Linked DNA regions of Homo sapiens: region 2 is linked to region 1. Evidence: chromatin loops called from intact Hi-C (ENCODE). Cell type or tissue: K562. All regions are shown on one strand. Links, peaks and the distances in the headings refer to the core of each region. The heading gives the core; the rest is flanking DNA. Region 1 holds the start of LOC124906119 (a long non-coding RNA gene). Region 2 holds the start of CDK5R2 (cyclin dependent kinase 5 regulatory subunit 2).

Evidence for each region. Hi-C counts contacts between places; a loop is a spot of excess contacts. Peaks named below come from ENCODE experiments on the same cell type or tissue, not always from the same donor. Only the 100,000 strongest peaks of a DNase experiment are listed, where the experiment ranks them.
Region 2: it touches region 1 in a loop (2.4-fold over the local background); 7 of 110 quality-filtered maps call a loop at or near these places.

What each region holds. Positions count from the first base shown.
Region 1 is chr2:218,902,294-218,917,752 of GRCh38, forward strand. LINC01494 (long intergenic non-protein coding RNA 1494) reads right to left here. Exons shown (of 5, transcript NR_110238.1): 4 at 4,546-4,753. LOC124906119 (a long non-coding RNA gene) reads left to right here and starts at 6,867. Exons shown (of 2, transcript XR_007088090.1): 1 at 6,867-7,156. It also overlaps the pseudogene RNU6-642P. RefSeq lists an enhancer at 6,562-6,731. In K562, for the core only: a CTCF peak has its summit at 6,776; DNase peaks (open chromatin) are centred at 6,818 and 7,118; H3K4me3 peaks cover 1,881 bases; H3K27me3 peaks cover 789 bases.
Region 2 is chr2:218,950,247-218,965,705 of GRCh38, forward strand. CDK5R2 (cyclin dependent kinase 5 regulatory subunit 2) reads left to right here and starts at 9,420. Exons shown (of 1, transcript NM_003936.5): 1 at 9,420-11,909. The coding sequence starts at 9,575. The coding sequence ends at 10,678. It also overlaps the pseudogene KRT8P30. RefSeq lists a silencer at 9,403-9,672 and an enhancer at 13,068-14,267. In K562, for the core only: no CTCF peak of the experiment used is centred there; DNase peaks (open chromatin) are centred at 9,335, 11,715 and 12,755; H3K4me3 peaks cover 678 bases; H3K27me3 peaks cover 2,862 bases.

The sequences.
Region 1 (15,459 bases), core at 2,621-10,620:
AAAAGTCTCTAAAGTCTTTCTATCTTACACAGGACAAGAGCCAAAGTACTAAGTACAAATTAGCCGGGCGTGGTGATGTGCACCTGTAGTCCCAGCTACTCGGGAGGCTGAGGCAGGAGAATCTCTTGAACCCGGGAGGGGGAGGTTGCAGTGAGCTGAGACTTACAGGTCACCATGACTTACAAGGCGTGATAGGATTGGCTCCCTGCTACCTCTTTCACCTCATTTTCTCCTCCAACTCTCTCTCATCCACTTTACTTTAGCCACACTGGCCTCCTGCAAATTCCTTGAGCAATCCAAACACTGTCTTGCCTCAGGGCCTTTGCACCTCCTCCCTCTGCCTGAAATCGGTTTCCTCCAGATAACCGCATGAATGTTGTCTTCCTTCATTCAGGACCTCACTGAAATATCTCCTTATGAGAGGGGCCTTGTATGGTGCCTCATGCCTGGAATCCCAGTGCTTTGAAAGACTGAGGCGGGAGGATCACTTGATCCCAGGAGTTCAAGTCTACATTGAGCTATGATCAAGCCACTGTACTCCAGCCTGATTGACAGGGCAAGACCCTGTCTCAAAAAAGAAAAAAAAACCCACACAAAATAAACATAGAAAAGAGGAGCCTTGGCAGAACATCCTGTATAACATAGCAAACTTCCTCTTACCTTTACCTTGCTTTATTTTTCTTCATAGTATAGATCACATATTTGACCATATTTGTGTATTTCTTTATGCTCTGCTTCCACACTCTATAATGGAAACTCTACGAGAACTGAGACTCTGTTGTTTTTTGCTGTATTTCTAATGCCAAGAATGGTATTAAGTACATAGTAGGAACTCAATAAATATAAGTGAATGAATGAATAAATAAATAAATGTCTACAGAAATCACTACTAACTTCTGTCTTCAGGCCCAAACTTCCTTCCTATGATCTTTCTTTTTTTTTCTTTTGAGACAGAGTCTCGCTCTGTCACCCAAGCTGGAATGCAGTGGTGTGATTTCAGCTTACTGCAACCTCTGCCTCCTGGGTTCAAGCAATTCTCCTGCCTTAGCCTCCTGAGTAGCTGGTATTACAGGTGTGCACCACCATGCCGGGCTAATTTTTGTATTTTAGTAGAGACAGGGTTTCGCCATGTTGGCCAGGCAGGTCTTGAATTCCTGACCTCAGGTGATCCACCCATCTTGGCCTCCCAAAGTGCTGGGATTACAGGTGTGAGCCACCACACCTGGTCTCCTGTGATCTTTCTTGAAGTTCCAGCTGCCAGCTAGACATGTTTTAATGTATGCCTGTGATACCACCCACTCAAGCTTTATTTTATTTTATTTTATTTTTGAGACAGAGTCCTGCTCTGTCACCCAGGCTGGAGTGCAATGGCGCCATCTCAGCTCACAGCAACCTCTGACTCCTCTGCCTCCCAGGTTCAAGCAATTCTCCTGCATCAGCCTCCTGAGTGGCTGGGATTACAGGTGGCCTGCCACCACGCCCAGCTCATTTTTTGTATTTTTAGTAGAGATGGGGTTTCACTATGTTGGCCAGGCTGGTCTTGAACTTCTGACCCCAAGTGATCCACCTACCTCAGCCTCCCAAAGTGCTGGGATTACAGGCGTGAGCCACCATGCCCGGCTCAAGCTTTATTAATGCAGATTCATTATCTTATGTATGTATTTGCTAAGGGCTGAGACTTTGTTTTGTTTACTGTTCTTTTCTCAATGCCTAGCACAGTGCTTGGCATAGACCAGGCATTTAATATTTGTTGAATAAGTGAATGAATGACTTTCCCCTCCAAACCAGTTCTCCTTAACTTGCTTGTTTCTCTTTGTCACATCATCATTTTCTTAGTCACTGAACCTCAAAACTGGTGTAAACTTGGACTCTCACCTTCTCTTCTCCTTTCTATATTCAATCAGTGGCCAAGATCTGCTTATTCTTCCACTTCATTCACATGGTCAATATCCTAGTTCACCACACACCTCAAACATCACAACGACCTTCCAACTAGCCTCTGTCATTCCTCTTTCTTCCTCTTCAATCCATCCCTATCCTATTGTTCTGTTTTTCTCTCCCACGAAGTGCTCTGATCATGTCATTTCCTCTGACTAAAGCTCTCAATGGATCTTTGTACCAATTTGGGTTCTTAATTGCAAACAACAGAAACAGACTCTGGTTCACTTAGTAGAAGAGGAATTTACTGGGATGACATCAGGGAACTCAAAGAATTGACAGGAAGCCTCAAGAATCAGGCTCAGGAAGCAAGCAGGAGCCAAGAGAAGCTAGGCAGCTAGAACTTTAGCTAAATCCTGTCCCAAGTGCAGCCTGATTAAGGGGCTTGGGGGCTGCTTCCCACATGGCTACCACCACCCTGAGCACTTGCTGCTGCCACCTCTGGGATGAATTATAAACAGTCCTCTTCCTCCTTGGGTCACTTGTTGAAGATTTAGAGTCCTGACTGGGAGCATTGATTTGGCTGTGATCTTCCTGCTAGGGGCCAGGTGAGCAAGTATCTGACTTCTCACTAAGACTCACATTAGGGAGGCTCCACCAACATATGAAGGGGGCTCAGATGCTGGGCAGCTAAAGACTCCAGTGTGTATCCATATGCAGGTTCCTGAGCATTGAAGCCCTCCACCATATGCCACAAACGATCATCTCCAGTTTTTTCTCACTTCCACACCATGTTCCACTGAAGCATGACTGTGTGCAGTTCCCTGAGCAGTCCTTTCCTGCCTCAGCCCCTGTAATAGCTGGGCCCCAAAGGTGGTCCGCCTTGAATCATGCTTCACACCTGTGTATTGTCCCCTCCCCTTGAAAGGGCCAGTCCATGCTTCCTTTTCACTGAGTGTGCTGTGGAAGCGAAGCTGCATGACTGCTGAAGAGAGGGAATAGGAAGCTTTGCAGTTTTTGCCTCAGTCGCTCGGAATGTTCACTCTGGGGCAAGCCAATCACCGTGTATGAGGTCTGTCTACCCAGAGACTACCATGCTATGAGGAACCCGAAACAAGCCACATGGGAAGGCTGTATAGAGAGAGTAATGCCTGGGCAGGCCCCTTCAGTTCCAGCCAATTCAGATGAGGTGCCAGACATGTGACTTTAAAAAGTCATCTTGGGGCTGGGCTCAGTGGTTCACACCTGTAATCTCAGCACTTTGGGAGGCCGAGGCAGGCGGATAACTTGAGGCCAGGAGTTCAAGACCATCCTGGCCAACATGGCGAAACCCCATCTCTACTAAAAATACAAAAAATTAGCCAGACATAGTGGCACATGCCTGTAGTCCCAGCTTCTCGGGAGGCTGAGGCATGAGAATCACTTGAACCTGGGAGGTGGAGGTTGCAGTGAGTGAGATTGCGCCACTACAGTCCAGCCTGGGTGACGAAGTGAGGCTGTGTCTTCAAAAATAAATAAATAAATAAATAAATTTTTAAAAAGTCATCTTGGATATCCAGCCGAGTTGAGCCTTCAGATGACTCCAGCCTTAGCCACCATCTAACTGAACTGCTTGAGAGACCCCACGTGAGAACTGCCCAGCTGACTGTAGTCAACCCACAGGACTGTGGGATGTAAATGGTTATTTTTAAGCCACTGAATTTTGGAGCGGTTTGTTACTCAGTAATAGAAAATGGAAACAGCCCCTCTGTGGTCCATGTTTCCCTCTCTCTGGAATGTACCCCAACTGTCCTGCCTTAGCTCCATGTCCACTCATATCTGCTCTTGTCAAAATCCTTCCAGTGAGCATGGCACAGTGCAGAGGAAAGAGCCAGGCTTTGGGGTCAGCCTGTGCGGCGGGAGGGATTGAATCCTAGTTTAGTCTCTCACTATCCCTGTGACCTAAGGCAAAGTCATTAAGTTCTCTGGACCTCAGTTTCTGTATCTGCTATATTGAAATAAAAACACTCATCTGCTGAAGTTGTTTTGAGGACTAGATGTAATATATGTAAAGTACCTAGACGTCTCACCCATTTTAGTCTCACTGAATGGTGGCCTTTAGCAGACACTTAGCCTTCTAGCCTGGCATCAAATGGCACTTCTGAGGTCTAATTCTCATCACTTATAAATTATATGGTTTTGGAAAATTCCTTAAATTTCTCTGAGCCTTACTCTCCTCATATGTAACATACCTAGACCCTTAAGCCATGTCCCTTAACCGGCATGGCATCAGAAATCCTTGGAAGAGGAAGTAAACCATGGCCACAGTTGGGGTTCCCCAGTGTCTGGTGGGCTGGGGGTCTGTAGTGGATGGCAGACTGCAGGGGAGGAACAACAGAGGCCGGAGAGCTCATCACCCTGAGTGAGAAAAAGGTTTCACTGGACAGGGAAGGGGTCCGCCGAACAGGGCAGAGGGAGGAGTGCTATTTGGAATGTTGTGAGGCTGGGCATGACCACTGGGGCTTGGTGCACCTCTACCCTCACTCCCTCAGGCCTCAGGGCCTTCCTGGTGGAAAGGGAAACATTTGGGGTATAGGGCAAGAACGGGCTCGCTAGGGCACAGACATCTCTGCTGTGGGAACTCCTTATGAAAGAGCTGAGAATGAGAAACAGAACATGCTTCCCCACCTCAAGGAGAGAGAGATGTCAGAGAACCATGGACCAGGGGGCAGGCAGAGAGGCAGCAAGTGACGGTGAGATGAGTGGCATTGGCAGCAGCCCCGACCATGTGGGCAGCAACCCCACCCGGCTTCTTCTCAGACTCTCACTGAAGGTGAGGGCACGTGGAGATGTGGGAAGTTCCAGATGAGAGCACACTGTATGATCCCAGTGGCAGCTGCAAAAACAGGCAAAGTTAACTTATGCAGTTGGAAGGCAGGATAGTGGCCTGTAATCCCAACCCAGGAGGTCGAAGCTACAGTGAGCTATGATCATGCCACTGCACTTAAGCTTGGGTGACAAAGTGAGACCCCATCTCCAAAAAATAAAATAAATAAAATAAAATAAAATAAATAAAATGAAATAAAAAGGCATGATAGTGGTTATCCCTGTAGGAGATGCAGTGAATAGAGGGAAACAGGAGAAGGGTTTGGGGAGCTGGTAATGATTTGTTTCTTCCTCAGGGACCTGATTACACTACTTTGTTCATTGTGTTAAAAGTTAAGTGCACATAGGATTTGTGTATTTTTCTGTACGTTACTTCAATAACAAGTTAAGTCTGGGTGTGGTGGCTGTAATCCCAGCACTTTGGGAGGCCAAGGCGGGTGGATCACGAGGTCAGGAGATCGAGACCATCCTGGCTAACACGGTGCAACCCCATCTCTACTAAAAATACAAAAAATTAGCCGGGCGTGGTGGCGGGCGCCTGTAGTTCCAGCTACTCGGGAGGCTGAGACAGGAGAATGGTGTGAACCCGGAAGGCGGAGCTTGCAGTGAGCCGAGATTGTGCCACTGCACTCCAACCTGGGTGACAGAGCAAGACTCTGCCTAAAAAAAAAACCAAACAAACCCAAGTTAAAACACGTGCACATGCACACACACACAGCCGTTTTGGGAAGAAGAGAAACAGTCATTTCCCAGTTCAAGCCCTTTGAAGTGGCACCACATAGTGAAGTGGGTAAGAGATTAGGGGGCTGGCTAGGTGCGGTGGCTAATGCCTGTAATCCCAACACTTTTTGGGAGGCCGAGGTGGGCGGATCACCTGAGGTCAGGAGTTCGAGACCAGCCTGGCCAACATGGTGTAACCCCATTTCTAGTAAAAAAAATACAAAAAATGTAGCTGGGTATGGTGGTATGTGCCTGTAATCCCATCTACCCAGGAGGCTGGGGCAGGAGAATCGCCTGAACCCGACAGGCAGAGGTTGCAGTAAGCCGAGATCACGCCACTGCACTCCAGCCTGGGCAATAAGAGTGAAAACTTTGTCTCAAAAATAAATAAATAAGATTAGGGGGCTGGAGGCAAGGACCACATGGTGTCTGGCCAGACTTTACATTTCTTCCTCCATTCATTCACCATTCACTCTGGTTTATTAAGCACCTCCTGCACTTTGAACACTGTACAACACGTGAGAGGATAAAAGATTATTAACAGTAGCAGTTTCCATTTATTGAGAGCTTACTATGGAGTAGGCACTGAACACTCACGATAATTCTATGAAGTATTATTATTAACCCCATCTATCAGTTGAAGAAAAATGAGACCCAGAAAGGTTAAGCAAGTCATTTAAAGTCACAGAACAAACAAGGTTCCTGGATTTTCCTATGCACCTGTATCTGTGTGGACCCAAAGCCCCGGCACTTCACAATGAACTCCAGCGTCCTCTAGAAATCTAGGAACCGAAGGACTTCTTGACAAACTGCTCTACGACAGTAACGAGGCCTTAGAGCTGCAGCCAGACTGACTTCGAGTTTCGGCCGCATCCTTTTCTGTGACCCTCAGCAGGTTCCTTCACTCTTTTGAGCCTCAGTTTCCCCAATTGTATAACGAGGGTAAAAAACCACGCCTTTCTCTCAGGGTTATTGTGGGTATTCATTGAGAAGACGTGTGTGGAGCCCGGTGTCCGGCACCCAGTGAGAGCCTGGAACAATCATTAGGATGTCTGAGTCCTTATCACTCGTGCGCAGCACAACACGACCGTGGGCACAGGGTTGAAGGCGGTTCCCTACGCCTAGCCTCTCGATAGGAACCTTCAGGGACGGGTGGACTTAAAGGAGCCGGTGGCCTTAAGAGTCCAGTCGATGCTGCCACGTGATGGGCCTGGGGGAAAGCCCCGATCCCAAGCGCCAACAGAGCAGCCGACCTCAGCCAACCTCAACCAACACGTAGGCGAGGATGCCCAGGGTGAGCGCCAGCGGCGAGAAGACGCGCTATCGCGAGATCGGTGGGACCTACGCGTTTACAGGCCGGAAGTGAGGGGCGGGCCTAAGGGGGCGCGCTCCTTTTGAAACCTGAGACGGAGACCTGCGGAGGGCGAGGGCTGGTTGGAGGTCGCTGTCCTTTCTGGGAACCAAGCAGGGGTCGCAGGAGGGCGGGGATGGGTCAGCGGGGATCTCTGAGTGGGGTTCGGCTGAGAGAGGCCACAGTTTCATCTTTGGGAAGCTACCCTGGGCCGGCCACGCGCCGTGAGCCGGACTGGCGACGCCCCCCTGCCTCCACCGTGCTCCTTCACCCGAGAAATTCAGCTCAGCCCCAGCCTCTCGGCAACCTCCCTTTGGCTCCGCCTTTTAAAGGACCTTTACGGTAAATAACCCCGACGCTTAGGAGAGCTTCCTCTTCTGGGCCCTCAAACTTACCCAGGCCTCTTCTATGGACATGCAAGAGGTCTTAGCGACGTGTTCACACGATCACAGTTTAAAAAATATATATAAGTAGCAAAACTAAGGTATTTTAAACCAAATCTGTTCTTAACAGATTTAAAGATTTTAACTCTTAACAGGTTTAAAGAGACCACTGTCTTTTTCCACTGTGACTTTGCCTATCTGGAGGCATTGGAGTGGCTGTGAGCATTTTTAGGCATTTTGGAGTAGGGAATACACTGAGTTTGAGTTTATGTGGCTCGTGTGTATACTTACGTTTTTGCTAGCCTTCCAGGAATACCCCTAGTCCCCACTGTGCTGAATTACAAGCACAGTGACCTGAGTGTGTCAGAAGTCTTTTGGTCATAGATGTCCAGCATCAAAAAAATGGGGAGATATATTTGTCACAGTACAAGGTAATGTGAAGTTTCTTGATCGCTTATGGCTCATAACAAAAGGCTTGGTAGTTTCCTAAGTTTGACAGTCATCCTAAAATAAGGAGTTGGACAACTGGATCTTTTCTAAGCTAGCAGCGATAACAAATTTTGATCCACCATTAGAGAGAGGAATGACTCAATTATTTTCCTTTTCTCTCCATAGAATGACAAAAATGTTGTTAAAGAGGCCATGAAAGACTACACAGCCAAAAAATGTAGTGAGAAAGTGCTTAGCGATATGCCAGGCAGTTAATTTAACAAATAGTGTTTTTTCAATTTTTTGTGTGTGATGTTTTTGGTATGAGCTTTTTCAATTTTGTAGAGTGATGTAATTTCTTTTCTCATTTTAAATATTTATATTTGTACCTACTTTTGTATTTTAAATTTTCTATTCTTTTTCTTAACGAATACCATGAGATTATATAAGCTCAGGCCCCCAAATCTACATCTGCCCTTGCATGGTTGTTATCCCCTCCTAACCACTCTGCTCAGGGCAGGGCATGTGTTTATTCTCCTAATTTTTGAGATGAGGAGATGGAAGCCCAGAGAGGTCAAGTCTCTTGCCCAAGGCTTTGCTACTGAGACCAGCAGAACTAGAACTAGAACCCAGCTCTTTTGGTTCAGTTCAGACGTCTGGTCACACCAGAGAAATGTCCTAATCTAAAACATTTCACCATCTTCAGGGAGTGGAGTTGAAGTGTGTCTACTTGGCCTGCCTTTGGGTTCTGGATTGTACCTAGCGCAATGAAGCTAAAAGGGAACGAATTGTGTTTCTAAAGTGCCTCCCAAATCTCAGAGGATGGCAGCCCGCTCTGTGTTCTCCCACCCACCTCTCCCCCAGCAATGAAAGAAGGCTAGCATCTGGTAGGAGACAACCGCTGATGAACTTCAGCCATGAGACCTCTCTCTGTATCAGGGTGGGAAGTATGGAATCCTTGAACAGAAACAGAATCCGCTGGTGAACCGGCTGTGCGTGAATATGCATGGGAACATGTCTTTGTTATTTCTCAAGCCAAGTGTATTTTTGGTCTGTTTCCCTGGAGACTTATAGGGAATAGGGAGAGGCCTTACCAAGTGTAGTATAATTTTGCCAGCTCTACTTCCTTTCCAATTCCCCAAATTAGTCACCCCATCTCTCCACTTGGACTGATTTTTCCAAGGTCACTAACAACTTCTTTTTGTTAAATCGAACATTTCAGTCTTTATCTTTAATCAGCTCTCCCTGCTGCGGGTGTTCTGCACCCAGGCTGGAGTGCAGTGGCACGATCTCAGTTCACTGCAACCTCTGCCTCCCAGGCTCAAGCGATCCTTCTGCCTCAGCCTTCCTAGTAGCTGGAACCGCAGGCTCGTGCCACCATGTCCGGCTAATTTTTTGTATTTTTTGTAGAGACAGGGGTTTCGCTATGTTGCCCTGGCTGGTCTTGAACTCCTGAGCTCAAGTGATCCTCCCACCTCAGCCTCCCAAAGTACTGGTATTACAAGTAAGCCACTGCACCTGGCCTACCAGTGGTCTTTTCAAATGTAAATCTGATCCACCTCCACTTAAAAATTCATCATTGCTGCTCATTGCTTTTAGGATAAAGACTCAGTTGAACCCAGTCATCTCCAGTGTAGTCCCAGTCACTCATATTGATCTTTCATTTCTCCCATGGGCCATCCACCTCCCTGACACAAGGCTTTTGCACATGTTCCTTTTATTTATACCTGCTATTTCCAGACATTGTTTTGGTGCTGGGGATATGACAGTGAACAAAGCAGGCAAACATTCCTGCCATTCTAGAGCTCACTTTCTCGTGGTTGCTTTTTGGTTGGAATGTTCTTGACCTTTTTATTTTGTTTTGTTTTGTTTTTGTGTTTTTGTGTTTGTTTTTTCATAGGGAGTTTAGGATTTATTTATTTATTTTAGAATAACAGCTTTATTGAGATATAATGCACACACATTAAAACTCATAAAATTCACCCATTTAAAATGTGCAGTTCAATTTAGGATATTCAGAGTTGTAGGCCAGGTGTGGTGGCTCACACCTGTAATCCTGGCACTTTGGGAGGCCGAGGTGGGTGGATCACTTGAGGTCAGGAGTTCGAAACCAGCCTAGCCAACATGGTGAAACCCCGTCTCTACTAAAAATACAAAAAAATTAGCCAGGTATGGTGGCGGGTGCCTGTAATCCCAGCTACTTGGGAGGTTAAGGCAGGAGAATTGCTTGAACCCGGGAGGCGAAGGTTGCAGTGAGCCGAGATCGCGCCACTGTACTCTAGCCTGGATGACAGAGTGAGACTTGGTCTCAAAAAAAAAAAAAAAAAAAGAATATTCAGAGTCATGAATATTGATTCTACCATCACCACAATCAATTTTGAAATTGTTTTATCACCCCAGAAAGAAACCTTAAACCCATTAGTAGTCACTGCCCCCAACTCCTCAGCCTAGACAGCCAGTCTACTTTCTATCTCTATGGATTTGCCAGTTTTGTACATTTCATATAAATAGAATCATGTGGTGTTTCGTGACTGGCTTCTTTCACTTGGCATAATGTTTTCAAGCTTCGTCCACGCTGCCATGCCGTAGCATGTATCAGTACTTCAATTTTATTGCCAGGTAATATTCCATTGTGATAGATCACATTTTGTTTATCTGTTCATTCGTGGAAGGACATTTGGGTTATTTCCACTCTTTGGCTATTATGAATAATGATGCTATGAACATTCATGTACAATTTTTTGTATGAACATACGTCTTCATTTTCTCGGGTATAAACCTAGGAGTGGAATTGCTGGATCCTATGGTAGCTTTATGTTCAACTTTTTGAGAAACTGCCAGATTTTTACAAAGTGGCCGTACCATTTTACCTTCCTACCAATAGTATATGAGAATTCCAGTTTCTCTACATCCTTGCTATTATAGGTTGAATTGTGGCTCCCCAAAATTCATGTGTCGAAGTCCTAATCCCCAGTACCTCATAATGTGAAATTATTTGGAGTCATTTGGAGTCATTATATTAATAGAGTCATTATAGATGCAATTAGTGAGGCTGAGATGAGGTCTTATTGGAGTAGGTTGGGCCCCTTATCCAATATTACTGGTGTCTTTTATAAAAATGGGAAATGTGGACACAGACACGCACACAGGGAGAATGGCACGTGAAGACTGGAATTATACTGCCATAGCCAAGGACCTACCAGAAGCTAGGAGAGAAACCTGGAACAAATCCTTCTTTGGGGCCTTCAGAGGGAGCATGGCCCTCTGATAACTTGATCTTGGACTTCTTGCCTCCAGAACATGAGACAACAAATTTCTGTTGTTTAAGTCACTCAGTTTGTGGTACTTTGTTATGGCAGCTTTAGCAAACTGATACACTCTCTGACACTTGTTATTTTCCATTTTTGTAGTTATAACCATCCCACTGGGTGTGAAGTGGTATCTCATTTGATTTTGACTGGCACTTCCCTATGCAAATGATGTTAAGCATGCTTTCATGTGCTTATTAACCATTTGTGTATCTTCTGATAAATGTCTATTCAAATCCTTTGCTTATTTAAAAAAATTGGGTTGTCTTTTTACTATTGAATTTTAGGAGTTCTTGATGTAGTCTAGATAGAAGTCCCTTATTAGATATATGTTTTGCAAACATTTTCTCCTATGCTCAGGTATCTTTTCACTTTCTTTTTTTGTTTTAGAGACAGGGTCTTCCTCTGTCACCCAGGGTGGAGTGCAGTGGTACTATCATGGCTCACTGAGCTCACTGAGGTTGCAAACTCCTGGGCTCAGGAATCCTCCTACCTCAGCCTCCTGAGTAGCTAGGACTACAGGGGTGTGCCACCAGGCCTGGCTAATTTTTTTTTTTTAAGAGATGGAGTCTCACTATGTTGCCCAGCCTGGTCTTGAACTCCTGGCTTCAAGCAATCCTCCCACCTCAGCCTCCCAAATTATTGGGATTATAGGCTTGAACCAATGAGCCCAGCCCTGTTTTCACTTTCTTGATGGCGTCCTTTGAAGCATAAAAGTTTTTAATTTTGATGAAGTCCAATTTATCTATTTTATAACTTTATTGCTTGTTTTGCTGTTGTAGCTAGTCCCCTTCTGTCTTGCTCTAGCTCAAATGCCACTTCCTCGGGGAAGATTTCATTTCTTTAATATATGCAAACTCTGTTTGCAATTATAAATTTTTTTGAGTGAGATTTGTTTAGTTGTCCTCTCCTCTGGACTGTAAATTCCAAGAGAGTAGGGTCCGAGTCAGGTGTCTGTCTTCCCATTCTGTCCCTATCTCCCAGCACAGTGACGGCTTGGTAGCAGAGCAGGTGCTCAGAATTGCTGAATGAATAAATGAATAAATGCTGAGTTGACTCTGTGGACCATTTCCTCCATGAAATGCTTTTTTTTTTTTTTTTTTTTTTTTTTGAGACAGAGTCTTGCTCTGCTGCCCAGGCTGGAGTGCAGTGACATGATCTTGGCTCACTGCAACCTCTGCCTCCTGTGTTCAAGTGATTCTCCTGCCCTAGCCTCCCGAGTAGCTGTGATTACAGGCACCCAACACCACGCCTGCCTAATCTTTCATATTTTTAGTAGAGATGGGGTTTCACCATGTTGGCCAGGATGGTCTTGAACTCCTGACCTCAGGTGATCTGCCCGCCTTGGCCTCCCAAAGTGCTGGGATTACAGGTGTGAGCCACCGTGCCTGGCCAAAACGCTCTTTATTTGGCCTTGAGAATACCCACGTCCTGCTTTTCCTCCTACTTCTTCAGCTGCTCCTCAGTCTGTCTGCTGGTTCCCTTTCATTTATTTATCCAGCAGGTTGAGACAGAAGGTTAAGTAGGATTGGGATTGGGCACAGGCCCTCCTCTCCTTTTACCCTTCACACTCTTTGCTTCCACTACCAGGGCTTTAATGACCATTTTTAGACTAATGACTCTCAAATGTGTTTCCTACCTAGATGGCTTTCCTAAGCTGCATATCCAACTACCTACTGGATGCCTCTAGTAGAATGTCATATAGATTCCTAAAATGCAACGTGGTCACAGCCTTTATCTTTCCTTACCCCCGATCCCAATCCTGCTTAACCTTCTATCTCAACCTGTTGCCCTAAACCCAAAATCCAGGCATTGTCTGTCTTAGATCAGTTTCCCCAGAAATAGACCCTGAGATGAAGATTAGTATGCAAGTGATTTGTCAAGGGAGTCCTCCCAGGGGAGAAGCAGGACAAAACATGGAGGTAAAAGTCAAGCAAGAGTGCAGTTTTAGGCCAAGCCCCGCAGAGATACTTGGCCTAATGCCTCAGGGGAACACTTGGAACCTGCCCTGACTCCATTCCAATTGTCTGGAAGAGTTTGTGTAGAATTGGTATTATTTCTTTGTTAAATGTTTAGTAGAATTCACTAGGGAAGCCAACTGGACCTGAAGTGTCCTTTGTGAAAAGATTTTTAGCTACACATTCAATCCCTTTGATAGCTATCCAGTTACTTTGATTCTCTGTTTCTTGAGATTTTTGGTAAATGAACCCAAAGAATGTGTGGCAATGCCTAGATTTCAGGTTTGGGGCAACAGGCTGAAATAGAAGGTTAAGCAGGATTGGAATTGTGGGTAAGGAAAGATAAAGGCTGTGGCCACGTTGCATTTTAGGAATCTATATGATATTCTACTAGAAACACACAAAGAATGTGTTCATTTTATCTAAATTGTCAAATGTATTGCCACAAAGTTATTCACAAAATTCCTTTTTAAACTTTTAAATATCTTTAAAGTCTGTTGTGATGTCATTTGTTTTATTTCTGACATTGGTAATTTGTGTCTTCCCTCTTTTTTTCCTGATCATTCTGGCTAGAAGTTTATCAATTTCATTGATATTTCTCAAAGAAACAAGTTTTAGTTTCATTGGTTTTCTCTATTGTTTTTTAAATTATTCTGTTGAATTTAGCCAGGATGATGCCTCACACCTGTAATCTCAACACTTTGGGAGTCTGAAGCAGGTGGATCACTTGAGGTCAGGAGTTCAAGACCAGACTGGCCAACATGGTGAAACCCTGTCTCTACTAAAATACAAAAATTAGCCAGGCATGGTGGCACATTCCTGTAATCTCAGCTACTTGAGAGGCTGAAGCACAAGAATTGCTTGAATCCAGGAGGCGGAGGTTGCAGTGAGCCAAGATTATGCCACTGCACTCCAGCCTGGGCGACAGAGTGAGCAAGATCCATCTCTAAATAAATAAAAATAAATTATTCTATTGAATTTAGAATTACTTTATTTTTTTTAATATGGAACACTTCACAAATTTTCATGTCATCCTTGTGCAGGGACCGTGCTAATCTCTGTATCATTCCAGTTTTAGTATATGTGCTGCTGAAATGAGCATGATTGAATCCATGGTGTCTGTTTTGAATTTTTTAAACTTCCCATTTAAAAAATGTATTGATTTCTGCTTTGATATTTATTATTTCCTTTTTATCTACTTACTTTCAGTTTTACTTACTCTTCTTTTTCTAGTTTCTTAAGTTGGAAACTGAGATCATGGATTTTGGACCTTTTTTTTTTGAAATGGAGTCTTACTCTGTCGCCCAGGCTGGAGTGCAGTGGCACGATCTCATCCACTGCAACCTCCACCTCCCAGGTTTCAAGCAATTCTGCCTCAGCCTCTCGAGTAGCTGGGAATACAGTCGCCCGCCACCATGCCTGGCTAATTTTTGTATTTCAGTAGAGACAGGGTTTCGCCATGTTGGCCAGAATGGCCTCGAACTCCTGATCTCAGGTGATCCACCCACGTCGGCCTCCCAAAGTGCTGGGATTACAGGCGTAAGCCACCATGCCTGGTCTCCTTTCTTCTTTTCTAATAGAGGTTCTTAGTGCTGTGCATTTCTAAGTACTGCTTTTAGTAGCACCCCACAAACTTCACTGTTTTGGATTTTTATTTTTATTCAGTTCAAAATACTTTCTAACTTATATCTTACTTGATCCATAAGTTATTTAGGAGTATGTTATTTAATTTCCAAATATTTGGGAAATTTCCAGAGAGCTTTCTGTTAACGATTTCTAATTTAATTTCATTGAGTTTAGAGAATATACATTGTGTGTCTTGAATAATTGTAACAATAATTTTAATTGTTTTATGCCCCCAAAATGGCCTATCTTGGTAATTGTTCCGTGTGCACTTGAAAAGAATGTGTATGCTGCTGTTGTGAGTGGAGTGTCCCATAAATGTCAGTGAGGTCAAGTTGGTTGACAGTGTTGTTCATATTTTCTATAGTCTCATGAGTTTCTGTCTATGTGTTCTGTCAATTATTGGGAGAGATATTGAAACCTCTGAATATAATTGTAGATTTGTCTATTTCTCCATACAGTTCTCTCAGTTTTTCAAAACCAGTCTTGAAACTGGTTTTAGGTGCATAAACATTTAGGACTATTATGTTCTCTTGGTGAGTTGACCCTTGTATCATTGTAAGATGACCTTCTTTATTTTCTCTGCAATCTATTTTATCTGATATTAATATAGTCACTGTGAATTTCTTTTAGTATTGGCATCATATGTCTTTTAACCTATTTGTTTCTTTATATTTAAAGTGTGTTTCTTTTAGGCAGCATGTAGTTGGGTCTTTTTTTAAAGAAAATCCAAACTGACAATCTGTGCCATTTAATTAATTAAATTACATTTAATGTGATTTTAAAGATATGATTAGGTGTGTCAGCACCTTGCTATTTGTTTTCTATTTGTCCTATCTATTCTTTGTTTCCTTTTCCACCTGCTTTTGGGTTGACTATTTTTGTATTTTTAAAAAATTCTGCTTTATTTTCTTAATTGGCTTTTTGCTATAACTCTATTTTTT
Region 2 (15,459 bases), core at 5,073-13,072, 50 kb after region 1:
ACTGGGAGGTTTGAGAGGATCAGAACCCGGGTTGTGGTCCACAGTGCCTCTTCCAGATTTTGTCATTAACTGACAACCAGATATCAGGGACTGCCTTCCTCATTTATTCAGACCAAACATGTATGCCCCTGAAGTTACAAATTTCCACAAGGAAAATCTCCAGGCAGGAAGTTCCATTCATCAGGATATTTTTGCTTGCAAGAATTAGATTTGCAACTCAAATTACCTTAAGATTAGAAAAAAGGTCAGGGGGTGGGGGCAGTGTGGATTTATGGCGTCATACAACTGTATCAGGTTTAGCTGGATCTAGGGGCTAAAATTATGTCAGGAATCTGTCCCCCCCATCTGTTGACTCTGCTTTCCTGTGCATGACTTCAGGTGGCCTTTCTCCATGTGGGGACAAGAGAGTCACCAGCAGATCAAGGCTTTCATTCCACCAGCTTGACAACCTCAGAGGAAGGAAAGCCTCTCTTTCCCAACAGTTTCTCTAAAACTCCAAGAATTGAGTCTCATTGGCCTGATTTGGGTTACCAGCCCCTCCCTGAACCCTTGTCACTAGGATGGGAGCTGGCAAAGTCTATGTCTTTAATCTATGTCTTGTGGAGGGCTTAGCCCCATGTAAGCCACATGGATTGAGAATGTGGGAGAAGTGGTTTCCCAGGAGGAAGTTAGGGTATTCCTACCATGGAGTGGTGGGGCGGGAGGCTTGGCCAGAGAGACAACAGTGGTGCTCTCCAGAAAGAACAGGTGGGACCCAGCCATTTCCTAGAGTTTTCTCCTCCCTTTTAATTTTTTTCTTACAGGGATTTCATCTTGAGCCCACTCAAAGAAATTATGATTCCAGGCCAGGCGTGGTGGCTCACGCCTGTAATTCCAGCACTTTGGGAGGCTGAGGCGGGTTGATCACGAGGTCAGGAGTTCAAGACCAGCCTGACCAAAATGGAGAAACCCTGTCTCTATTAAAAATACAAAATAAGCTGGGCATGGTGGCCTGCGCCAGTAATCCCAGCTACTTGGGAGGCTGAGGCAGGAGAATCGCTTGAACCCGGGAGGCAGAGGTTGTGGTGAGCCAAGATCATGCCATTGCACTCCAGCCTGGGCAACAAGAATGAAACTCCGCCTAAAAAAAAAAAAAAAGAAATTATGATTCCATAGGTCTGAGGTAGAGCCCGGAAATTATATGTTTACAAAATTCCCCAGGTGGTTCTGCTGGGCAGAGTAGTTTAGGACCCAGTAATCTAGTGGACGACCTTACCCGCCTCTGCTCCCTACTCAAAAGCAAGTATATGTGGGGCTCTAGCTTATAAATTAGGAATGTCTTTTTACTCAAAGGAGGTCAACATAAAGAATTGTCTTTATATTTAGGAACCAGACAGAGGCAAGTGTAAATTAATGAACCTGCTTTGAAGCCCATCCCCCACCCGCCCCCAATTCTGGACAAATAGGAAGTCAACAAAAGGCCCCTGTCTAAGACGTCGGAGCAGTAAGCAGACCTACCACGATCTTCACACAGAAGTTACTCATAACCCTTATCATGCAGAGGGGGTAGGACCCTTTGTCACTGTGAGCAGGGGGTTGCTGAGGCCTGGTTCTACCTTGGGAACAGTGCTTATCATCACAGCCTGGGGTTGGACAAGGAAGGCCATGCACTGGAGCAAACACAGTTCCAGGTGCAGGAGCCAGACCCCAGTTAAAAATGAATTCTGGCCGGACACGGTGGCTCACGTCTGTAATCCCAACACTTTGGGAGGCCAAGGCAGGCAGATCACCTGAGGTCGGAAGATCGAGACCATCCTGGCTAACACGGTGAAACCCCATCTCTACTAAAAATACAATAAGTTAGCCAGGCATGGTGGCACATACCTGTAATCCCAGCTACTCGGGAGGCCGAGGCAGGAGAATCGCTAGAACCTGGGAAGTGGAGGTTGCGGTGAGCCGAGATCACGCCATAGCATTCCAGCCTGGCCAACAAGAGCGAAACTACGTCTCAAAAAAAAAAAAAAAAAATGGATTCTAACTCTGTGTGCATATGAATTTAGGACAAGCTGGAGATGGATTAGCTGTGATGGTGGAAGGTGGAGGGGGGCGGGCAGGATTAGCCGAGTCATCAAATCCCATTATCTGTAACTGGCCCTAGGACACATCATTTTATTGCTATTTCTCACTATTTTTCATATCTCTGCCACCTATGCTGTACATTCTTTGAAGGCTGGAGCCCTACCTCACACCTTTTTGTGTTCCCACCACCTAGCCCAGTACTGTGTAGGCTACAGTTTCTCAAATAGTATCTGCTCATGTGGTTTAATAATCTTATTGAACATTTTCCTCAAAGCCCTTGAAAAGCAGAATTGACTCTCCATAGAGTCTCTGGAGCTTTGGGGAGACCATGGGGTGTGGAATGAGTAGCCAGAGTACAGCTCCCAGAAAGCACGGTCAGGACTTGGGGCCAGCATGGAACCTGGCCCAGAATTAATATTCAGAGCTTCAGAAAATTAAAGTGGCCTGCAACAGGACCAGAAAAGGGGACCAGTGCCTAATATGCTGTCGGTCTTTATGACCCTAGGAAGCAAATCAAACCACCCCCAGGAACAGTCTGAGTAGCAGTGGGTATGAGCACAGTATCTGAGAGGAAAGCACAGATATAAATTTGGGTTTCAGAAACCAAACAAAAAGAAATGATAGTACCACCCTGGCCCTTTAATGAAAAATGTTCTAATGAGAAAAAAAATGCTAATGGCACGGGTCAGGCAAAGCTTTCCTCCTGCTCTGTAAAAATAATGATGACAGTATAATTTGTTAACAATTAACATTTATGAACACCATGCACATGTGATATACAAGCATTGTTGAGCATTGCATGATTAAATAAAATCTTACAACCTTATGATGATAGTCCATTTTTTTTTTTTTTTTTTGCCAGTTGGTAGAACTAGCTGAAGTTTTATTTTGGGGGGAAAAAACGGAATTGTTTTGTAGCTGGAGATATGGGCAAAGGAGGTGTCCCACGCAGTAAACTCCCCTGCAGGTGGGCTGAGGGCTAGGGCTGAGCCTCAGGTGGGTCTCCCATTCCCTGTGCTCCCCTGCACAGTGGCCTCCCTCCCGGACTCTGGGGCAGCCACAGAAGGGGCAGGCTGGGAGGGGCTGCCACAGCTATTCACTTGGGCAGGACGTCAGAGGACTCGGACACCAGCTTCCCATTTCCCATTGTGGGTCTCGATCTCCCCAACCATGGCCCTGGTGGAGCTGGTGCAGCTGAAGGAGCTGGAGCCGGCGCCAGAGCCAAAGCTGGAGCCCAGGCTGTAGCTGAGGCCAAGGGCTTGTGAGGCCCCCATAGGCTGAGCTCAGACCACCTGCATAGCCACTGGTGGTCTTCTTATGGATACTCACGTTCTGCATCCCAGACTCCAGACGGCTCTCCTCGCCCTCCAGCAGCTTCCTGTAGGTGGCGATCTCGATGTCCAGGGCCAGCTTCTGGTACTCACCCAGCTGCGTGCCATGTCCTGCTTGGCCCGCTGCATGGCGGCCTCCAGCTCAGACAGCTTGGTGTTGGCATCTTTAATGGCCAGCTCCCCCCACTGCTCGGCATCTGCGATGGCGGCCTCCAGGGAAGCCCCCTGGCCTTTGAGGCCCTCAGTCTCAGCCTGGAGCCTGCTGATGTTCTGGTTCATCTCGGAGATCTGTCTTTGCACAACGCAGGTCATCCCCATGCTTCCCAGCCAGCGTCTGCAGCTCCTCATACTTGATCTGGTACGTGCTTTCAGCCTCAGCCCGACTGTGGATGGTGATCTCTTCCTACTGCACCTTGTATGGTCCACTTTTATAGACCTCAGAAGAATTAAGAAACTTGCCCCAAGGGCCCCAGGTCATAAGTGGAGGGGCTGGATTTGAACATAGACCGAATGACCTCAGAACCCACATAGGAGACCCTGCACTGTCTGTCCCTCTTAAGGTGACAAACATTTTTTGTGCGATTTGTGAATGAGTGAGATTTCTTCTTTGCCCCTCCCTCTACTGATAAGGGCATCTGAGAAGGCTGGGCGAGGTGGCTCATGCCTGTAATCCTAACACTTTGAGGCTGAGGTGGGCAGACTGCTTGAGCCCAGGAGTTAGAGACCAGCCTGGGCAGCATGGTGAAACTCCATCTCTACAAAAAGTACAAAAATTAGCCAGGCCTGGTGATGCATGCCTGTGGTCCCAACTACTTGGGAGGCTGAGGTGGGAGGATCCCTTGAGCCCAGGAATGAGTGAAGATCATGCCACTGCACTCTAGCCTGGGCAAAAGAGTGAGACTTTGTCTCAAAAAAAAAAAGATGTGGGGAGAGATCTGGGTCAGTGAGCCCCTTGTTCTGGCCCAAAGGAGGCCTGGACTCCAGGGTTCAGCCGCTTTCAGGAGGCAGCTTCTGAAACTCTAGGGCCCCTGAGTGATTCCTGTAAATCAAGATAAGAAAGGCCTTCATGGTGGTGAATACAGTCTGGGGACTGAGTACCATGCAGGGGTTGCTGGGGGCAGATGAAAGAAGAGGGCCTGGGGGCAGAGAGGAGAGGGCTGTGTTCCACTCTAGGGAGCATCTGAGCTAGAGTTCTCGAAGGCCCTTCTTTCCCCGCAGAGCCTCCAGTGAGGTTTGCACACCTTCCTGGGGCTATGCCTGATAGGCAGAGGAAACCTTCCATCTAGGGCACAAGGGTGGGAAGGCTGGACTCTCAGAGGGTCTGTGTTCATCGATGAAATCAATATAGAGGAGGAAGGGACAGGATAAGGGATATGGAACCAGATGAAGACCCAGTCACAGTGGCAGTTTCTGGCAGCCACCTGCCTGGTTGAGATGGAAACGCTGATTCCAGCTCCAGCCCCCAGACAGGCTAAGAATATCCCAGAAAAGCAACAGCTACCACCCCCACCCTTCTTGATCTGCTCCTACATCTGTAGTGCTATGCTGGGCGCCAGCGGGGCCTGGGAGGAGAAGGAGTGGGGGACGAAAGGGAGGAGGCAAAAAGGGGGCTTGGTGGAGGCAGAAGGTGAACCAAGACTTAAAGCTTCTGGTGAGTGCTGGGAGGACTGGACAGAGAGAGCTGTTCTCAGGGGACAGTAAAGGAGGTGAAGGCAGGAGCCAGGGAGTTGGAGGGAGATCAGGACAGAGGATGGGAAAGGAAGAAATGGCCCCCCTTCCATCAAGGAAAGCAGCAGAGCTTAAGGCAGGGAAAAGGAGTCACCAGCTCACCCCTGTCTTCTCTGTCCCCTTCACCCTGGGCCCTCCAGCATCTCAGCATTGGTCCCTTCTCTCCCCACCCCAGAGCATCACATTCCTCATCTGTGCTCCCAGCCCTATTCACTGTTCAAAAGAAACTATATTTGGGCTCCTTAATTAAGTCCTTCTAGCAAACAGCCTGCGAAATGGGAAGACATGAGAATTTGGGTCTCCCTCCTGACAGCTAGCAGCACCTCCTCTGTCAATTCCTCTCTTCTCTCTGCTTACCCCCTCCCCCCTCCACTGTTATCTGTAGAGGGGTTCTGCTCCCCTCCTTTGTTTTAGCCACCCACTTCTCCCCTGGGGTAAGGTCCTCAGGAGAGGGAGAGAAGTCTGGGCTCGTGCATACCCACCCCCTCTGCACACCTCAGGAGCTGAGACTGATGGGCAAGGGAGTTGGGGGTGCCAGGGTGGGGGGGGGGGCAGCAGGATCCAGGCACTCAGATGCCCAGGCTGGGTCTCCATCCTGGCTGTTTTAAGAACCTGTGTCATCATTAGCCTCCTTGTAGGGGCCCCTACAGGGAGGTGCAATGACCTTGGTTTCTGGGGCCTTTGATGTTTACTGGGGATATCCTGGGCCTCAGCCATCTTGCCCTCCTCTTCTTTGCCTTCTCACCTTTCAGGGGCCCCTCTAAAGCTTGGAGGGACCTAGGGAGATTTACATTGCTGAGAGCCTAAGCTCCCCTCCCCTTCATCTCCTGGGGTGAACCGCAGAAGTGCAGGCCTCACATGGATGCTGTGCACACAAAGACTGAGCCCATCAGACAGAAACAGATTAGGGAGAAGCAGACAGGGCTGGAGCTGGAGAGTGAAACAGATTCACAGGACAGATTTTGTTTAGAATCAGAACTGTGGAGTTGAAAGAGGCTTTAGGAATCCTCCTCTAGTCCAATTCCTAAAATGTTATCTTGTTCTTTTAATATTCATTTTTATCTGATAATAAGAGTCAAATCCGTAGAACCCTTGCATTTTAATATGATGAAACCGAGTCCCAGAGAGCTGAAATTACTTCCCCAAGGTCATACAACTGGCAGCCATAGACTAGGACTCCCGTGTCCTGCCTCCCAGACTATGGCTTCTCAGAAGGGAGATAAGAAGAGCAAAAGGGAGGCAAAGTGTGAGCAGCATTGTCCGGAGATGTTCTCTTAAAAGATGGGGCCCACCTGCCCAGGTTGGGTGAGTGAGAGGAGCATCTCTGGTGAATCTGATGGGATGCACTCATCAATAAGGCCAGATCCTATCCAGGCTAAAACCTCAGTCTAGGCCCTCCAGTTCTTGGTCTGGGCCTAGAGTATTTGCCTTAAAGAACCTTCAGGAATAACCAGTAATCTGAATAGGCACTGTTCTAGGTAACCTACAGAGCAATGAAGACAGACAAGGAGACTGGCCTCAGGGGCTTTCCCATCTAAGGAAGTCTGACACAACCAGCACTGCCCCAGAGGAACATAAGGGAGATGGAGAGATGAGAAGCAACACAGAGATACTATTATAATGAAGATAGATGAATCTCAGAATATGAACCCAAACATAACCTAACCAGAAGAGTACACTTGCAAATGTGGGAAAGCCACCAACCTTCTATGAAGCCCACCTCCTCCATGAAGTCTTTCTGGTTTCACTAGGCTTATTCCCCTTGGGCTCCCCCTGCAGAAACATAATAACCCTCCCTCTCAGCTCTCAATGCCACCGGCTTATATACAACAGCAATGTTGTTACTCTTTCTGGATCTCTTTGATTAGCTTGTCTGCTTGTCTTTAAAATTCCATCCATATCCATCTTGCACATCTTAGACCCAGAGCCCAGCCCTTAACCAAGTTGTTATGTAGCCACTGTTGCTGATGGGAAAAGGCTGGAAAGGCTGAAGTCAGAAAGAGTATTAGGTCCCTTCCAATCTATCAAAAAAGCTTCTTGGAGGAGGTGGGAGTTCAAGAGCTTGACATTCTGAGAGAGGGTTCTGGCCCAGTGGAAGGAGCTCAGAGATTCTGGAGAGATAACCAGAGCAGGAGGGTGGGGAGCATGTGAGCCAGAAACAGGGTTGGAGGCAGAGCAAGGTGGAAAGTGAGGAAGGGGAGTAGGACCCTCTGAGGCACCTGCTTTGGGGTCCCTGAAGCAGAGGAGGAAATTCTTGGTTCTGACCAAGAGGACAATAGGAGGTCAGAGCTGGGCCGGGAATAGGGTACCACAGTGGTGACACTCTGTGGGTGCTGCTTAGAAGACGTGGTCCTAAATGACCTTAACAATAGGCCTTATGCCAGTGAGGGACTCCTGGGAGCAGCGCTGGAAGGACTCATGTGCCATTTAGATCCACATGCCCAGTGTTTCCGCCAGTGCAACTCAGTCTCTACAGGGCTTGTCCTTAACTACCGGTGAACTGACTATTCCTTGGTTGGCAGATAAAGAGTGACTCAGAACACCTTGTAGGAGGAAGTGGGGCCAATTACAGGAGCTGAAAAGAGGGAACACTTTCAAGAACTATGAGGAGAATGAGTTTGGGAAGGTCAGCTTGGGCTGCAAGAAAATAAAGATCAGATCCTAGGGAGCAGAGATACCCTGTTGAAAAAGTGCATATTGGGTGCTGAGTTAGGGAGAAGGTACAAGGCTGCATGTGCACAGTGGTAAAGAGGAGGGGAATGGAGACAGGCAGACCACAGGCCTCCAGGAGGGTGTGAGTGACCAGGGGCTGTGGAATGGCTGGGAAATTCTGTACCTCTGGTAGCTGGAACTGCAGCCCAAGTGGATTCTAGAACAGCCTATCTGCAGTGACACACACACACACATATATGCACAAACCAACCCTGACAGCAGTGGATCCTTGGAGCTATGTTTGCGGTCTGTGAGGAGCATGGAGGTGACTCCAAGGGCAATCCTTAGAATTTACTGAAATACATAGGCAGGGGTTTGGCTCCACATGGAACCCATATGCACCTACAAGGTCCACTTACTTAAGAAGCCTGAAGGCTCTTGTGCTGGGGGAGCCACAGAGAGCAGGCTCCAAGAAGGGTGGACATGATCTAACAAGGCAGATAGAATAGGTCCAGAACTAGCTGTGCTCAAGACCTGCAGGTAAGGCCTGGGGAGTCCAAAATCCAGGGCAAAGGGCTGATGGGTACTCAGGAGGTAACAGACAGACCCAGAGAGAAGTGGACAGGACCCAGCCTAACAGCTTGCTCCTGGGAGTGGGGACAGCTGGAACCTTACCTGCAGGAAGCATTTAATGATGAAACCCACCTCAACCTGGACCCAGGGCTGGGCTGGAGGTTGGTCCAACCCTCTTGGGCTTCCGTCCACACAGGAGGCTCCGTTCACTATCCAAGACTGGGTAGACCAAGTGATCCAATTTCTAGCGTTTCCCCAGGGACCAACCTTATCCATCATCCACCCAAGTATGAGATCTGTGTGTGTTAGTGGGGACAACCAACCGAGAGGAGCTGCCCAGGGACCAGAGCCAAGGGTCTGCCCCACAGGCTCAGTTGCAGAGAATCAGGACGGCAAGCAGAAGCCTCAGGGGCATATTTGAGACCTTGCTGCTCCCCCTCTCCCCCTCAAGCTGGAACCCCCAAGAAGGCGGGTTGTGACCTGCAAGAAGGCTCTGCCAGGACTCCCAAACAGGCAGGGCAGAAATGTGCCTGCTGCAGCCCCCCTAGCGACCTGGGGGGTGGGGGGCGAGGTGGGGTCGCGAAGAGGAAACAGACCTGACAGTCACATTGGAGGAGCCAGTGCAACGCGACCCATCTGGGACCTGGGCATCCGGTGAGGGCACTCACTGCTCACACTGGCCCCCCACACAAATTCAAAGGCAGAGGGAAGGAGAGCTGTTCCCATGGTTTATCTGCTACCGCGACCCAGTGCATCAGAACAAGCTGGTCCAGGCCCTAGGATCCGGAGGAGGCAGGAGCAGCCACCACCCCTTCTCAACTCTGACCCTGAGGAGGCCACTCGAACGACGACCACCGCCTTCCCCTTCCTCCGCTCGGGGGAAGGGAAAAGACTCAGGGCGGAGGGTGGGGATTGGGGCGGGACTTGAAATTGAAGTGCGAGAGTCTATTGGTCATTGGAGCTGCCCATCAGGAGTGCAACTCGGGAGCGGATTGGCCGCGTGAGGCGGGGCACGGCGCGACGAAAAAAGGGGCCCAAGGGGTGGGGCTGACGCTGCAGCTGGCGCAGCTCAGGATTAGAGCAGCGGAGCCGCCTAGCAGCCACCTTCCCCCGCCAGTCCGCGCGCCCGGGCCGGGGCTAGGCCCCCCACCGCCGGGTCCCCCGGGGCTGCAGTAGCAGCGGCGCCGCCCGCGGCTCCCGCTGGGGCCTGGGCGCCGGCCCCGCTCTGCAGGATGGGCACAGTGCTGTCTCTTTCGCCTGCCTCCTCGGCCAAGGGCCGGAGGCCCGGCGGGCTGCCCGAGGAGAAGAAGAAGGCGCCGCCCGCGGGGGACGAGGCGCTGGGGGGCTACGGGGCGCCGCCAGTGGGCAAGGGCGGCAAAGGCGAGAGCCGACTCAAGCGGCCGTCCGTGCTCATCTCGGCGCTCACCTGGAAGCGCCTGGTGGCCGCGTCCGCCAAGAAGAAGAAAGGCAGCAAGAAGGTGACACCCAAGCCGGCATCCACGGGCCCCGACCCCCTGGTCCAGCAACGCAACCGCGAGAACCTTCTCCGCAAGGGCCGGGATCCCCCCGACGGCGGCGGCACCGCCAAGCCCCTGGCGGTGCCAGTGCCCACCGTGCCCGCGGCTGCCGCCACCTGCGAGCCACCGTCGGGGGGCAGCGCGGCCGCTCAGCCGCCGGGCTCGGGCGGGGGAAAGCCTCCGCCGCCGCCTCCCCCAGCCCCGCAGGTGGCGCCGCCGGTGCCTGGCGGCTCGCCGCGGCGGGTCATCGTGCAGGCGTCCACCGGCGAGCTGCTGCGCTGTCTGGGCGACTTCGTGTGCCGACGCTGCTATCGCCTCAAGGAGCTGAGCCCGGGCGAGCTGGTGGGCTGGTTCCGCGGTGTGGACCGCTCGCTGCTGCTGCAGGGCTGGCAAGACCAGGCCTTCATTACGCCTGCAAACCTGGTGTTCGTGTACCTGCTGTGCCGCGAGTCGCTGCGTGGGGACGAGCTGGCGTCGGCCGCCGAGCTGCAGGCCGCCTTCCTCACCTGCCTCTACCTCGCCTACTCCTACATGGGCAACGAGATCTCCTACCCACTCAAGCCCTTCCTCGTGGAGCCCGACAAGGAGCGCTTCTGGCAGCGCTGCCTGCGCCTCATCCAGCGGCTCAGCCCGCAGATGCTGCGGCTCAACGCCGACCCCCACTTCTTCACGCAGGTCTTTCAAGACCTCAAGAACGAGGGCGAGGCCGCCGCCAGCGGCGGGGGCCCACCGAGCGGGGGCGCGCCCGCCGCCTCCTCGGCCGCCAGGGACAGCTGCGCGGCCGGAACCAAGCACTGGACTATGAACCTGGACCGCTAGGGATACCCAGGGGCCGCGCCCATCCCCCGCCCCAGCCCCTGACACACACTCGGACCCCCCGGGACCACAAAGCCACCGCCGCTGTTACCGCCGCTCAGCGCCCCGGCTGGGCGGAGGAGGAGACGCCCATGCCCCTCAGGGGAAAGTGGAGACCGGGACACCAGAGGCCGCGGTGTTTGGATTTGCTGGGCGTGGAGTGGGGACGGAAGATGAGCGCGGGAAAGGCACTCCAACCTCACTCTTCCCGTCTGTCTGCGCCCCCATTTCTCCATTTCTGCCGGGGTCTCCCCCTTCCCTTCAGCCCATTCCCCCTCGGTTTTATCCATTTCCTTGCCTCCTTTTTGTGTCTTCATTTTTCCTCCTGTCTGCATTCCTCTCTCTCTCTCTCCCTCTCTCTCCTGTTCCTCTCTTTCTTCCTCCCTCTCCCTGCCTTTCCATTTTCCGTTCCTTGGGTTTGTGTGTCTGCATCTCCATCTTACCCCTTGCCTGACTGTACCCCGTAGACCCCTGTTTCTCCTCCTGCACCTGTGTCCCCATCTGCCCTTCTTGTTGCTCCTGTCATGTGTCACCATCTTCCCTCCTGTCTGCCTTCTTCCTCCACTTGTGTCAGCTTGCATTTTTTTATTCCTGACTGAGTCACCACACCCCTCTCCCCTGATCAAAGGGAATATTAGTTTTTAATTTGGATCGACTGAGGTGCCAGGAGAAACTGCAGTCCCAGGTATCCAGACAGCCACCAGGATGGTCCCTCGCCCCACCCCCACCGCCTCTCCCCACCTTTTCCAACGTGTTGCATGCTGGGAGCTGGGGGGTGTGGGGGAAGGGGCTGCCGGCTTCTTTCAGGAGGCTGAGGTTTGGAGGCAAAATCAACCTGGGAGACCACCCCGGCCGCGGCGCCTCAGTGGACAGGTGGGAGGAAAAGAAAACTTCTTACCTTGGAGGAGGGACATCCCGCTTCCTTATCCTTAGCTTTTTTGTTGCTCCTCCCCACTGCCCCTTTTAATTTATTTGGTTGTTTGCGGAGGGAGGGGGGAGGGGGGTAGGCTGGGCCGGGAACTGTCCGAGGTGCTGAGCTGGGGCGGGACCGGAATCCTCCCGGTAGGGTACCAGGGACTGAGTTGGGCCTGGGGCCGTGTCCAAGGTGCCAATGATGCGGGCCGACAGAGCGGGCCGCACTGTCTGTCTGTCCGTCTGTCCCGGAAAGAACTATAAAGCGCTGGAAGCGCCTGCAGATGGTTTTGCGCCGGTCTTTCTTTGGGCCCCGGGAGGGAGGGAGTGGGAGTGGTAATGGAACTGTCACAGACAGAGCAGAAAGGCAAGAGATGGGGCTCTAGTAGGGGAGATCAAGTACCTGAGAACTTCTCCTCCTCCCCATCCCCACCCCCGCCATCGGCTTCCATTTTACAGAGAGTAAAGAGTAAAGCGAGGCAGCTGAGGGTGAGGCCTGGTGATAAAGCTGAATCCATCCCCCCACTTCCGCCTCCATCTTGTCTGACCTAGCTCCTCATTAATGCCCGGGCCACTTAGAGACCGAATCATGGGGACAGCGGAGTTGTGCCCTTTCTGTGATGAGACCCATTGAGGCAGAACTAGCTAGTCCTTATTGCTATTTTTCCCTTCCTCCCCATCTCTCCCCACCATATATCGGTCAAGAGTACAGTCGGGCCTAAGTCTGTGTTCACCACTCCCAAGTGGGGCCTGTCTGCCATACTTCTCTCCTCATCCCCCAACCACCATGGGGCTGCTTCGACGATGCCCAGGTCGCACGCCCACTCAGGAGTCTTGGGGGGTCCATCCCTGCTTGAGACTCAGACCCTTGCCCTTTATCCCCAAGAAGGGGCAAACAAGGGCAGTTGGGGAGAAGGAAGCCATTCTCTGGGATTGAAACAGGAAGGAAAATGCGCTATTTAGCCTGAGATCCCTGCTCGGTCCCCATTGCCTTCTTAGCCACGTGGCTAAGCGCCCTGTTCACTGTTTCATTGGCCCAAAGAGGCCTGGCTTCAACAGAGTGCCCGCGGCTCCGACCCTAGTCTGGCCGTGGCCGAGAAGATCCGGAAAGAACCCGGGGGGACCTGCCAAGACGAGGCCCGGGTTCGCTGTCCGTGGTGCTGAATGGCGCGCTCGGGCGGGGTCGGGGCTTGTAAGGGCAGGAAGAGTTGCAGACTCGGCCTCAACTAGGTCTTCCGGATAATTTGGGAATAGGGTGTCATCTATTCTGGCGGCGAGTTATAGAAGTCTGGCTCCAGAACCCAAAAATGTCGGTCCCCACTTGCCCTCCCGGGACGACAGGACTCGATTCCCCTGGCCTCAGCCCAGCGCCCTTGTAACCTGCCTGGAGCCGGAAATCCCCAGTCCAGATTTGTGAATTGAGTTCCCGGAGGGAGGGGGAGAGCTGGCGGAAGGGAAGGCGGGAGCAGCCGCCCATTGGCTGGAATTTGGCGCAGTCAGCGCGGTGCCGTCATCTCTCTTGGTTTGGGAGGAGGGAGGGAGGATCACTAGGGTCACTCCGCGGCTGTCGGCTGTCGCCATAGTAACCAGACTGAGCGGGCTGGGCAGCCGCTCTACTCTCCCACCTCTGGCTGGGGAAACAATCCTGGTCCACCTTATTTGGAACTAGCTAGTGAGACTAGCTATTTGATTAGAATTTCTGAATTGGAGGAGCCTAAAGGGGATGGGAAAGAGAGCAGAGACCCTACAGAGACGCCCCCCTCAACCCCCAACAAACATCCTGCCTTCGGATACTGCCCCTGAACTCTTAGACACAGCACCCACCCTTTACTGCACACACACACCCCTCCAGGAACTTGTGGTCTGGCACCTGGAGACGTAGAATGAGAAAAAGGCCACAGTGAGTAACATTTAGTTAAATCTCACTTTTGACATGCCCCAAGGCATGAAACACTGCCATAATCCGATTAGGAGGGGAGGGACTGGAGAAGGATCAACAAGAATACATGGAAGAATTAGCCTCCTGGGTCAGACTTATCGGAGTCCTGTTTTCTCAGGGATTGAGTGGGAGAAGTTGTAAGGAGAAAGACCCAGAACAGTCTTCTGAGAAGGCAAGGGGAGGAGGGAGTAAGTGCAGAAACAGAATAAGGTACCTTCTTTCCTGACGCTGAGTTAACCTGGGGAAAGTGAGTCCAAGCTGCTGATAAGGTGGTGCAGGGGGACCAGAATTTTAGAGAGAAACCAGAAAGGAAGAGGGGTGGACTAAGGAAAAGATGGAGGTGGAGGAAAGGAGACAGAAACCCAGCTGGAGCAATGACTCAGCAATTCCCCTAAGCAAAGGGCTGGAGTGACTCTCCCAGCACAGGAGCAGCTGTGAGGGCAGGAAAGCAAATGGACAGATAACCGGTAATTCACCCCTTCACATGACACATGTTGATGCGTACACTGACGCATAACCAAAGGCACACATTTTAACCCAGAAGTGGACACAAATGCATTTATACTGGTGAATCATAACATATACACACCTCTACTCCTTTCCTCCCTGTCCCCCTTCCTGGAACAGAGGACATTCTGTTTTGGAGCCATGTTCCCCTGTCCCTGGAATACCTCGCTACTTATTAGAAAAGCAGAAATGCAAAAAATCACAGACATGTGGGGGGAGTTGTCATGGTAACTGCTTTGCCTGCCAGGCGGGGTGCCCAGCAACCAGAGCATCTAACAGTATTCAAGAGGACATCCTGTGGTCTCCACTTACTGGGATCCTACCCCAGGCAACCAGATGGGCAGCTTTTGAAGATGTCTGCAACAGAGGCTGCTGAAGAAGCCCCTCCAGTCACATCATCATGATCAGGGACAGCTGGAAGCCAGGTGTATGGGCCTGATCTTCTTTAGGTACCCCACTTTAAGTAGCACTTCTGGTCTCTTTAAATATAGACGTTTGCTGTGAGTGGCTTCAAGACAGCAGGATTAACACTTCAAAGGCCCTTATTTAAGAACATGACCTGACTGGGAGTGGTGGTTCACACCTGTAATCCCAGCACTTTGGGAGGCCGAGGCGGGTGGATCACTTGAGGCCAGGAGTTTGAGACTAGCCTGGCCAACATGGTGAAACCCTGTCTCTACTAAAAATACAAAAATTAGCTGGGTATGGTGTTGCGTGCCTGTACTCCCAGCTACTCGGGACTCAGGAGGTTGAGGCAGGAGAGTCTCTTAAACCAGGGAGGTGGAGGGTGCAGTGAGCTGGGATCACGCCACTGCACTCCAGCCTGGGAAACAGAATGAGACCCTGTCAAAAAAAAAAAAAAAAAAAAGTATGAGCTTCCCTCTCAGCATTTGCCACAAAACCTACAAAGAAGGTCATATCTACACACACAGGATAGGAGTGTAGATGAGCGGTAGAAAAGTTGCCTAGTTGGCCGGGCGCAGTGGCTCATGCCTGTAATCCCAACACTTTGGTAGACCCAGGTGGGCAGATCACTTGAAGTCAGGAGTTTGAGACCAGCTTGGCCAACATGGTAAAACCCCGTCTCTACTAAAAATATGAAAATTAGCCAGGTGTGGTGGCACATGCCTGTAATCCCAGCTACTCGGGAGGCTAAGGCAGGAGAATCACTTGAACCTGGGAGGTGGAGGTCGCAGTGAGTCGAGATCACACCACTGCACTCCAGCCTGGACAACAGAGCAAGACTCAATCTCAAAACAATAAATAAATAAATAAATAAATAAATGCAAAAAATAAACAATTAGCTAAGCATGGTGGCACACATCTGTAGTCCTAACTACTTGGCAGGCTGAGGCGGGAGGATCACTTGAGCCCAGGAATTTGAGGC